Linked DNA regions of Homo sapiens: region 2 is linked to region 1. The links are chromatin contacts, found by Hi-C or POLR2A ChIA-PET in ENCODE. All regions are on one chromosome and are shown on one strand. The core of a region is the stretch at or near the end of the contact, and the rest is flanking DNA. Distances in the headings are between cores, read along the strand shown.

Region 1 (5,649 bases), core at 852-3,351:
AAGAATAATGGGAGGGACCTAATTTAATTAGAAGAGTTAGGGAAGTTCTCTTTGAAGAAGTTACATTACAGGGAACACTAAAATGTGGGTAGGAGTGAGCTACGCAAAGTCATGGAGAAAGAGTATTCCAGGTAGAAGAAATAGCATGCGTGAAGACCTTAAGCAAGTGGAAGGCAGCTGCTGAGGCTGGGGACTGGGAGGTTGGGGCTGGAAGCAGACAAGCCTAGAGAAGTTGTCAGGGGCTAGACGATGGGGTTTTGACCTAGAATATAAACTTTGTTTGTAGTTCATAGGGAAGACATTGAAGGTTTAATATATGGGAATGACGGGAACCTCTGGCAGGGCTCTGCCTGTGAGCATCACATAGCACCCCGAGGATGTGTTTGCTACTCTAGGTTTCAGTGGAGAAAAAAGCAAGTGACAACCCTTCTGTTCCTGCTCAGCAAAAGCTTTGATCACCAGCCCCCTTCCCCTGAATATACTGGAGAAAAATAACAGAAGTGCATTTCAAGGTCCACATGTGAGAAGACCCTAAGCTGTCCTGGCTGTTCAGGTAGAAGTTGTCATCTTCCTCAATGATCTCGGCTGTTGGAAGACATGGCCAGGCAGACAGAATCTAAAAGTTCTTCCAGGTGTGACATGAGTCCCTGGAGCTCAGTGACAGAAACCAGTGTCCAAAACCAGATGCCACCCTGGGGAGGGGGCTTTGGGAGTTCCTGGGAGGCCATAACACCGTCTGGAAGGCTCCTCTCTCCCACATATTCACAAAGTTGCATGATAAGCCAGGCCCCTGCTGGTCTTGCAGCATCCACCTATGATGCAGAGTAAACAGTGCCACACGTCAAGCTGTCCCCAACCTTGCCCTCGGTTCCACTACCAAAAGAGGGAACACTGGGCTTGCCCCAGCAAGGTGTTATTTATGTCAGGCTAGGGCCACTGTGGCTCCCAGCTCTTACTGCTTTCTAGGTGCCCTTACAGACTTCCCCACTGCCCCCTGCATATGCCAGAGTGTGAACATCCCCTCCCTCTCCACAGCCCCCACAGTGGGGTTCGGGTGGGCAGGGAGGTGGTTTCATCCCTCTACATACAGCCCTTGGAGACCTACCTAGGCAATTTGTCACTCAGGCTTCAAGCTGCCAGCCGAGGAGGGGAGCTGAGAAGACTCTATAATGAGATCTTTGCACTGTAATTAAGTGCCAGGCTTTGTTTTACACCTATCTTTCCCGCCTTGCCCGATCCCACCGCCAAGCTCCTCCAGGCAGTGAGTGGGGAGTGTCAGCTGCTCTGTGATTACACCCCAAGTGGCAGGTGGCAGGGAGCTCCTCCGCCTGCAGTCTGCGCCCCACCCCCAGGCTTCCCCCACCACCAGTCTTAACTCAAGACAGTGCTATTTCTGTCCTTGAACTGGGTTTCACCCCAGAAAGCCACTCCACCGCTTTCTCATAAGGCTACCTCCTTTTAACCCTGTGGTTGCACGGCCTCTGGGGTGTCCATTTCTTTCTTTTGACACGTCCCTTTTCCTGAAAGTTTCAGCAAACCCCATAGGCAGAGGGAGTTAGAAAAAGGAAAAGAGAAGTTAGGGCAGGAGGAGCACTGTTCTTATAGGACAGGAAGGGTCTGTCTTCTCTCTTGGGTCCTCCACACAAAATCGGAGCTTCCAAACACCCCAGCTCCCAAACATATGCAGCAGATTCTGCTGACAGGAATGTGTCACTGTGATCTTCACATTTTAGCCTGAAGTTTAGCCTACCTGAAGAAGCACCGGAGTGGGAGTGGGAGAACATGGGATGGTGCTTCTCTTTGGCCTGGCTGTGCTTTTGGACACTTCAGGTCTTCGGCCTGGGTTTCCTCCTCCGTACGATGAGGAGAGGATGGGAGGGGGCAATGCTGGCATGTGTGATCTCGATAGACACTGTGGAAGTCTGCAGAGACCGGAGCATAACCTCTGCCTCCTCTCCCCGGGCCTAGCCTCTCACAGCCCTCAGAGAAAACCCTGAGCTGCGGCGTGGCCGAGACGGGGGCGTGGCCTGGCAGGTGGGCGGGCCCTTCCGTGGGCGGGGCCGCGAGGTTTTCAGGAGCCCGAGCGAGGGCGCCGCTTTTGCGTCCGGGAGGAGCCAACCGTGGCGCAGGCGGCGCGGGGAGGCGTCCCAGAGGTGAGCGCCCTGCAGCGGCAGGGGATGGGCCGGGGGCCCTAAGTCGTAGGCAGCGCGGGGCGGGGACGCGGCTGCCTGCGGAGGTCGGACTCCTCTCCGCCCTCCTCCCGGGCTGTCCGGGTCTATTTTCCAGTCTATGTCCAACTCGCGCCGCCTCACTAGGCGGCGCTCTCTGCCCCGCGGCACCCGCGAGACGTGGGGTCCCTCGGCCCAGGGACGGGGTGAGCGTGTCATGTGGGTGCCCTGTGCCCGGCAGGTTGGAGACGAAGAGACCTCGGCACAGACGAAGTCACTCACATCCTCGCTTTGAAACAGAGCGGGTCCTTCTTGTGCTGTCTCGCTGTCACTCTCGCCCCCACCCTGTGGAAGAGGCAGGTGGCTTGTCCCCAGTCACTTTCTTCCTTGGAAAAGGGAGACAGAGGGCCATCTCCAGCAGGGCCATGGAAATCCCAGAAAGTCACTGAGCTGCTCAACAAAAGGCCCTAAACACCCCACCCCACAGCACCAGGCAGTGCACACTGGCCAAGACTCCGTGGTAAATATTGCTGGCCTTTATGTTGAGAGGGGGAAAAAAAAGCCTGCCTGTGAAGATCATTGCCCAGTGGCCATGCTCCTGTGAAAACACAATTGGAAAGCCATTTCCTAAGGGGCGAGGGTGGGTCTGGGACCATGCTGTGGCTTGGGTGATTGGTGGTTGCAGGAGTGAGGGTGCTGCCCTGGGAAGGCGCTGAGGCCCTGTTGGGTGGGAATCGACGGCTGCGGCTTTCTCCCGGAGGAGGGAGAGCGGTGTTGTTACCTAGTGTTGGGAACACATCCGTCCAGCACCGTGAACTGCAAACAAGCAGAGTAACCCTAGTGTCCTTCAGATACTGTTGCTGAGCAGTCACCTAGTCAATGAGATGATCTGTTTGGACGGCAAGTGCATCTGTAATGCCGCCCTCTTGCTCAGTGCCTGGAAGAGGCATTGGTGACTCCCCGCTAATGCTAGGGGTAGCTACCGTGCAGGAGCAGTCAGGCTCTTGCAGGGCCAATGTGGTTTCATCAATTTTCTCCTGCATTTACCCAGCCCCTCCGAATTCTGAGAAGTGCGTCCAAGATCTCTTGGACTCCTTGACTCAGTTCACCCTTGTTCTTGTGGGCAGAAAACAATTCCCAGTGTGCCATGCACAGCCAGTCAGAAGGGAAGCCCTGGAGCAGGGCCCTGGGAGAAGTTCTGTGGGGCTGGATGCTAATTATTCAGTTACTGGATTGTGGGGAAATTCCAGGGGAGGTCCCAGAGGAGAGACCGTGCTAAAGCTAATTACTAAGCAGTACAAAAATAATCTCTCTCTCTCTCTTTCTCTCTCTCTCTCTCTCTCTCTCTCTCTCTCTCTATATATATATATATATATATATATATATATATATATATGTAATTTTTTTTTTGAGACAGTCTCACTCTGCCGCCCAGGCTGGACTGCAGTGACACAATCTCGGCTGACTGCAACCACTGCCTCCAGGGTTCAAGCGATTCTCTTGCCTCAGCCTCCCAAGTAGCTGGGATTACAGGTACCCACCACTACGCCTGTCTAATTTTTGTATTTTTAGTAGAAATGGGGTTTCACCATGTTGGTCGGGCTGATCTCAAACTCCTGACCTCAGGTGATCCGCCTGTCTTGGCCTCCCACAGTGCTGGCATTACAGGTGTGAGCCACTGTGCTGGGCCAAAAATAATCTAAATTTCAACAATCAGCATGACCATGCCTGTGCGTATGACCCTAATTATCAGTCTGACTGATTCTTCCTTCCAAAATGATGGCAGAGGATCACCTCTTTGGATATTTACAGCTCTGAGCAAAGCAAAAAGCATGTAGGTGCCATTGTCTGAATGCAAAACCAGCCATGCCAGGTTTTCGGTGTTGTTTCTGAGGAGGGAGCGCCTCTCTGGAGGACGGTGTTTCCAGAACAGTGCCTCCGTTGTTCATTCCCGTGCATCAGGAAGTTTGGCTCTGCTGAGTGTTGAAAGCAAAACTCTCCTGTTTATTTGTCTCTGTATACTAACAGACTTAAACAGCAGACAGCACTGGAATGTCCAGTTACTGCATCCAGATGTGTTTGTTTCACTCTTAACATTGTGGAAAAGAATGCAGAAGGCAGATCCAAAGCTTCAATCAGATTTCTGAAGCTTAAGTGATTCCCAGCCTTGGTCCCTTAATGTGAGAGCAACAGCGTATAGTGTCTTCCGCTCTCTGGGACAAACCCAAGTTTGAGGCATAGTCCCTGCTGTCCAAAAGCTCCTAGGTCTAAGTAGGAAGACAAAACCAGCACCTGTGAAACAATTAGAGCGCAATTAAGTGCGAAAGTATGTGGCAGCATCTGCTAGCTCAAAGAAGACAGCTAGTGCAGACTGACTGGGAAAGGAAGAGAGAGCTTCACAGAGCCAGCTGGTGTTCAGCTTGACTTAAGAATGACCATCAAGGGCTTGGCCAGGCCTAGGAAAGGAAGCATGAGGATATATGAAGCTCAGAATAATGAAAGGCACTTGCTGCCCAGAGCCAATTCAAATTCCTGCCTTCCGGGAATTCTGGCTGTGGGTCCTGCCACTCTCTTCCTCACCCAGCCATGATGCCCTTCTTATAGCATTCTAACCATGCCTTTTTTTTTTTTTTTGAGACAGAGTCTCACTCTGTCACCTAGGCTGGAGTGCATTTGTGTGATCTTGGCTCACTGCAACCTCTGCCTCCTGGGTTTAAGTAATTCTCCTGCCTCAGCCTCCCAAGTAGCTGAGACTACAGTCACGTACCACCATGCTCAGCTAATTTTTGTATTTTTAGCAGAGATGGGATTTCACCATGTTGGCCAGGCTGGTCTCGAACTCCTGACCTCAGGTGATCCACCTGCCTTGGCCTCCCAAAGTGCTAGGATTACAGGCGTGAGCCACCACACCCAGCCTGACCATGCGTTTTTTGTGTGCCTCCTTTACTTTATGCCTACTCTCCTATGCTCAAAATGCTCTGCTGACCAATCCCCTACATTTTTTAAGAAGCAGCTCAAATGGCACCTTCTCCAGTGAAGACTTCCCTGGCAGGCCCCTACCCGAGTGTTTGAGCAGAGTTGGAGGGTTTCTCCTTTGTTCTCCATTGGTCCTTGCATAGACCTCTGTTGAAGCTCCGTATTGTCCATAGGAGTTAAGGGATCTTTGACTCACTCACTGAAGCAGAGCTGTGTCTCACTTACATAGGGCTCCCCTGAGCCGAATTTGGTGTCTGGCACATAAGAGGCGTTTGATAAATGATTCTTGATTGAAATTCAAGCCCTTATAGGTAACAGTGAAGTGCCCCACCAACTTGGAGTAGAAGGCACAGGTTATGTGTTACAAGGAGTCTCAGATTGGATAAATTAGATGGAGCCAATTCCTAGAGGCCTTGAGGAGTCTGAGTGTAATGCAGTGGTGGTGCTCAAAACTCAGAGCACCCCCTATTGCCTTCACTATAGAATTCTAGAGTCTTCTTGATCT
Region 2 (5,070 bases), core at 660-3,159, 490 kb after region 1:
GATTTTAAAGCAATTGTGCCTTACAAATTGAAGGAAGTACAAGTCAAGATTACACATTTCAGCAGAGGATTAGAAACTATAAAAGTGAAAAATAGTGAAACCAAAAAGAACTCAATGATTTTAGCAGATTAGACAACTGAGGTGAGATTTTTAGCACATTGGAAGATAGGTCAGAAGAAAACATCCAGAATGAAGCATATTCAGAATGTAGGAGGCATTGGGCGAGGGGTAGGGGTGGGAGATCCTAGTATGTTGAATTGGATTCTCAGGACAAGTGAGAATAAGATAGAATTAATATGTGAAAAAAGAGGCTCCAAACTCAAGAGATGTTTATAACCTCAAGCAGTATAAATGCAAAAGAAAAAGCAGGAGGGTAGGGTGGAAGGGTGATGACAAAACCCTACATGTAGGCACCTCCCAAGAAAACTGCTGAAAAACCAAAAAGAAAATGACGAAAGGCAGCTAGGGCAGGCATAAAACATTTGAAAAAAGAGAAAAGAGAAAATAAGAATGATAATAGATTCCTCAAAGAAACTTTAAAACTAGAGGATAACTGGTTATCTTTAAAGTGCTGATACTAAACAACTATCGAAATTCCAGAACCAGCAGAAAGATCCTTTTAAAATGGAGTCAAACTAAAGACATTTTCATACAAAAGTAAACTCACTGAACCTGCATTAAAGTATATTCTTTGGCCGGGCGCGGTGGCTCACACCTGTAATCCCAGCACTTTGGGAGGCCGAGGCGGGTGGATCACGAGGTCAGGAGATTGAGACCATCCTGGCTAACACAGGTGAAACCCCATCTCTACTAAAAATACAAAAAAAATTAGCCGGGCATGGTGGCGGGCGCCTGTAGTCCCAGCTACTCGGGAGACTGAGGCAGGAGAATGGCATGAACCTGGGAGGCGGAGCTTGCAGTAAGCTGAGACCACGCCACTGCACTCCAGCCTGGGCGGCAGAGTGAGACTCTGTCTCAAAAAAAAAAAAAAAAAAAAAAAAGGGAAAGAAAGTCTGGAGATACGTGATTAGCTAGGGGACTGGCATAAAAGATGACAAGGGCCTGAATTAACACAGTGACTTTAGGGGTGGACAGTAGAGTACAAACCACACATGGAGACTGAATGAATTTTGGGGAAGTTGAATAAAACACTGCCACATCAATGGGTTAACTGTATCACGAAGAAAAACAGTTGCCATTTACGTAATTCACATTACTATTGGAGGCAGAGAAGTGCTCTTTTTTAAAAAGTAATGAAATGAGGAATGTCTCTCTGAAGCAGGACAGGCATTTATTTAGAGCTGGCCTGAACAAAACCTGGAAAATCTAAACTGGCTGCCTGGTGAGCAAAGAATTAGAGAAAAAGTTAATGGTATGGTTTCAATATTTAATGGCATACAGCAGTAGCAGTCTAAGCATTTAAAAAAGTTAAATTTGCTTAGCAAGAGAGGCCTCCTCACACACTGCCATATACACCAAAGAGTAAAACATAAGAGCAAACACAAATAGCAACTGCCACAGATAACCTATTTTTAGAGAATTCAGATGTTTTTGTGGACAAAAAACTTGAACTATAAAAATATACCTCTCAAAAGGTACCTCGCTCGAAATTTGAGATATGTATTTCAGAGGATTATTATCTAAATATACACACCAAATAGTTCTACATTCAAAACTCCTAATATCTTTGCCACAATTATGTTTAGTTTGAATATTTTACTCTGTGAAGTCCAAAACTAAATGTACCTTCAATAAGTAAATTTTCCTTTTTTGAAGTTTTTATTCTACTAAAACACGTCATACAAATCCCTCAGACTGTTTAAAGGAAATTACATAATTGACCACAAAGAAAGGAAAGTGAAACAAGTGGCGGAGCCACAGACAAGGCATGGCCAGATCTTCAAAAGAGAAGCACTCCCACAGCAGCGACCGTCAGTACCAGTACACTGCTCCCCCTTAAGTGAGTTACAGGCAACAGTTTTTGACTACTGGTTAGAAAGGAAAGAAAAATGCAGCTTATGAGAAACAAAGCAGAAAGAAAGAAAGACAAATTTATACTAATTACAGATGCAAAAGAGTACAATCCTGAAAAACGATAACATTATCTATATTAGTACACATTTATTTACTGACATGACAATACAGTTAACAGTAAATGATGATAATCTTACTTTTGCAAAGCCATCTCCTTCTGCTGATAGAGCTCATTCAGAATCTCCACTTTCTGCCTCAAGGTTTTGCATTCATCTTCCAGTCCAGCTTTGGCAGCTTGTAGTGAGTTGCGGTCATCTTCCAATTTCTTTACCTGGTCTGTAAAGGATAAAACATTTGAGTTCCATATGTGTGCACAAGAACTTGAGAACTTGGTTGGGGGCTGGTGCTGAGAGAAATGAGAAGTATGAAAGCAGGAAGCCGCTCTTTATCTTTCTAATGCAATTTTGTATCTTTCCAATATATAGCAATTTCTTCTCAAGAAGCAACCTACCTTCCAGGTTACATTTAGTGGACACGGAGGCTCTTAGCTTAAGCTGTAAAAGCTTTAGATCCTCTTCAACTACCGATATTGCAGTCTGTGTCTAAAAATTGCAGAAGAGACAAGTATTCATAAAAGTGAGGCATAGTAAAAGTATTCACAGGCAATTATGGGACTCTAAAAACGATTATACCCGAGAGACATCCATCATCTGCTTAATTTGATTTTTCATCTTCTCATTCCGGTCACCTAAAAAACAAAAGGCTTTCTTTCATTGCTTTTTCTTCCCTTGCTTTTTAAATCTATATTTTCTTGATTTACCCAAAACTAAACAATTGTCATGTTCAAACATTTAAAGAACAAACAAAAACAGAAAAGGATTAGACTGACTTTTAAGAGAACTGCAAACTTAAGACTGAAAAAGTGAATTCCCATTTGTACAATAAACATGTTATACATGCCATTATTGAGCAAGAAGAAACATGTGAGATAAAGCTCTTTCTTCCATCTGGGCTTAGTGTCTTATTCAGAAAGATTCCCTCCTATTCTCCTCCAGAATCTACTACCAGGTGTGGTTTAAAACACCCACTACACAAGCAATATCCAACTTGAGAGAGGGCATCTAGAAACATTTTCCTCATCAGTAAACACTGCAACACTATAGCCTCCACTCTCATGGCCTTAGTTTATGGATCCAACCACCTCAGTACTCTCAAAACCAGTTGTGGTTTTCTTTCATGGCCTTAGTCAGTTTATGCCTCCAACCACCTCAGTACTCTTAAAACCAGTTGTGGGCCTTAAAACCACACAGCTACTGAGATGACAAGTTTTAAAATGTTATCTCCATGAAATTGAAAAACAAGTTTCTACTACTGTATGTGTCCAATACTTAGAGGTGTAAGACATGACCAGTGCAGCTCCCGTGCACCCTTCTAGTCTCAATGTGAAAACAAAGTCAGTGTTCACTGCATGCTTACTGCTACACCTCACCCTAGCAATCCACCTCTGCCCAATGCAAACAGACACACATTCAAATCCAATGTATTTACACCTCGAAAGCTTAAGAGGAAATGCAGCCAGCTGAAAAGTAGCACTGGTGCACTTAAAGACAGGAAGGCAAAAGGGGTCCATCCTCCTTGAGGCTGATCTTACCTCCCACTTCTCCATTTGCTAATTCATCTGAATCATTTCCACCTTTATTTTGACCCTCAGATTCAGATTCACACTCTAACAGATTCAACTGTGTAATGCAGTTAGTCAAAGCCTAGAAAAGAAGTAAAAGGGCATTAAGAGTCTTTCCATTTAATTCAACAGATTTGATAATTCACAAGAATTAAGCTTGTATTCATGAACGCACTTACATTAATATTATCATCCTTGTGAGTAAGAGCTACTTCCAAATCTTTCTGAGACTTCTCAAATGATTTGATTTGCTCACTGAGCTCAGCATGTAATTTACTCCAGTCTTCGATTTCCTGCTGCAACTGCAAAGTTAAAACACATGATTCCCACAGGTTAGGGCTTTTGCACTGGAGACATTAGGACCACATGAATGAGACAGGTAAATAAGGAACCATGCCTCTCCTTGGCCTATCACTATGGGCTAAGACCTTGGTTAAGTGGGAGGAGACAGTGGCCCCAACCCTCAGAGCTGTAGTGAGAACATCAGAGCTATCAAGGAAATTGATCTTGTTTATTGCATCCTTCAGAAAATTGTAGCCAATTCAAATAATTCACTTCCAGAAGGAACAGAAGGGCTCATCCTACTATCTCCCAAGTCCACACTCCTGATCATGTAACCTTCCCTTGGCTAGTGAAGCAGTAACTACTCAAAGGAGGGTTATAAAATATCTAACTCTTGGGTCTAAAAAGCCAATCTACTACCCACTCGAGGCTACTCAAGTTAATAGCAATTGGTGTCTGACAAAACAAGACTACACACTCTGATAGCCAAAATAAATTGTACAGAACAGAAAATCCAGAACAGATAGAGAATGTATACCTACACTCAATTTTGGAAGCATAGTTTAAACTTTGCATATCTAAGAACAGAATCCTGCACATATATTACCCTAAAAATAGATCTGAGTAAAGGCATTCATGAGGTATGATACTGAGTTCTCTATTTTACATGACCTGGGACACGCACTTTCCTTTACCTGCTCTTTTTTCTTCTTAAGCCTAGCATTTTCTTCTTGAACCCGATGGCATTCAGACTTCACCTTCTCTTCACTAAGCTTAGCTTCATTAAGTGCAATCTGAACCTAATGCAAAACACTCCTATTAGTGAATTAATTCCAAAGAAAACCAGAAAAAGTTACTTTTCCAACCCAACATCATGTAGTTTTCATTTTTTGCACATTTTAGCATATATCAAATTTTTGCTCTGCAATCAAACTATGATATAGTATTAATATCCTGCAGGAATTACAGTCAGCTTTACCTCTGAAAATTCTGAGGCATTCATTGAAATAACATCCTTTAACTTCTCTATAGATTTCTTGTTTTCTGATATCTGCCATGTAAAAACAGAACACAAAATGCATATTAGGATTTTAGTAGAAACACTGGGATACATACTAAGAAGAAGAAACATC

What was found. A loop is a pair of places that touch in the nucleus more often than their neighbours do. ChIA-PET counts read pairs that join two places held with the same protein, here RNA polymerase II (POLR2A). Pooled maps may share reads with other maps.
Region 2: a loop to region 1 is called in a map of CD8-positive, alpha-beta T cell, with 3 times the contacts of the local background. The contact joins the enhancer-like site here to the promoter of TLR5 in region 1. A Hi-C loop is called at or near these places in 1 of 168 maps with a recorded cell type or tissue (CD8-positive, alpha-beta T cell), 1 of 37 single-sample maps with no recorded cell type and 7 of 50 pooled maps. POLR2A ChIA-PET finds 5 or more read pairs at or near these places in 2 of 52 experiments (PC-9 and naive thymus-derived CD4-positive, alpha-beta T cell).

The regions. Positions count from the first base shown.
Region 1 is chr1:223,139,700-223,145,348 of GRCh38, reverse strand. It overlaps TLR5 (toll like receptor 5), which reads left to right and starts at 2,101. Exons shown (of 6, transcript NM_003268.6): 1 at 2,101-2,153; 2 at 3,586-3,701. LOC124904522 (a long non-coding RNA gene) reads right to left here and starts at 1,994. Exons shown (of 2, transcript XR_007066895.1): 1 at 1,751-1,994. RefSeq lists a silencer at 1,943-2,312.
Region 2 is chr1:222,651,895-222,656,964 of GRCh38, reverse strand. It overlaps MIA3 (MIA SH3 domain ER export factor 3), which reads right to left. Exons shown (of 28, transcript NM_198551.4): 12 at 4,917-4,988; 13 at 4,633-4,737; 14 at 3,835-3,957; 15 at 3,626-3,737; 16 at 2,667-2,722; 17 at 2,486-2,576; 18 at 2,172-2,310. Among named protein-coding and RNA genes, the nearest start is that of MIA3, 36 kb to the right of the region's middle. RefSeq lists an enhancer at 1,754-1,993. Within about 2 kb of position 1,909, at least 10 of the 41 ENCODE cell types and tissues checked have a DNase peak (open chromatin) inside an H3K27ac peak, as active enhancers do; they include CD8-positive, alpha-beta T cell, where a contact is called at or near this core.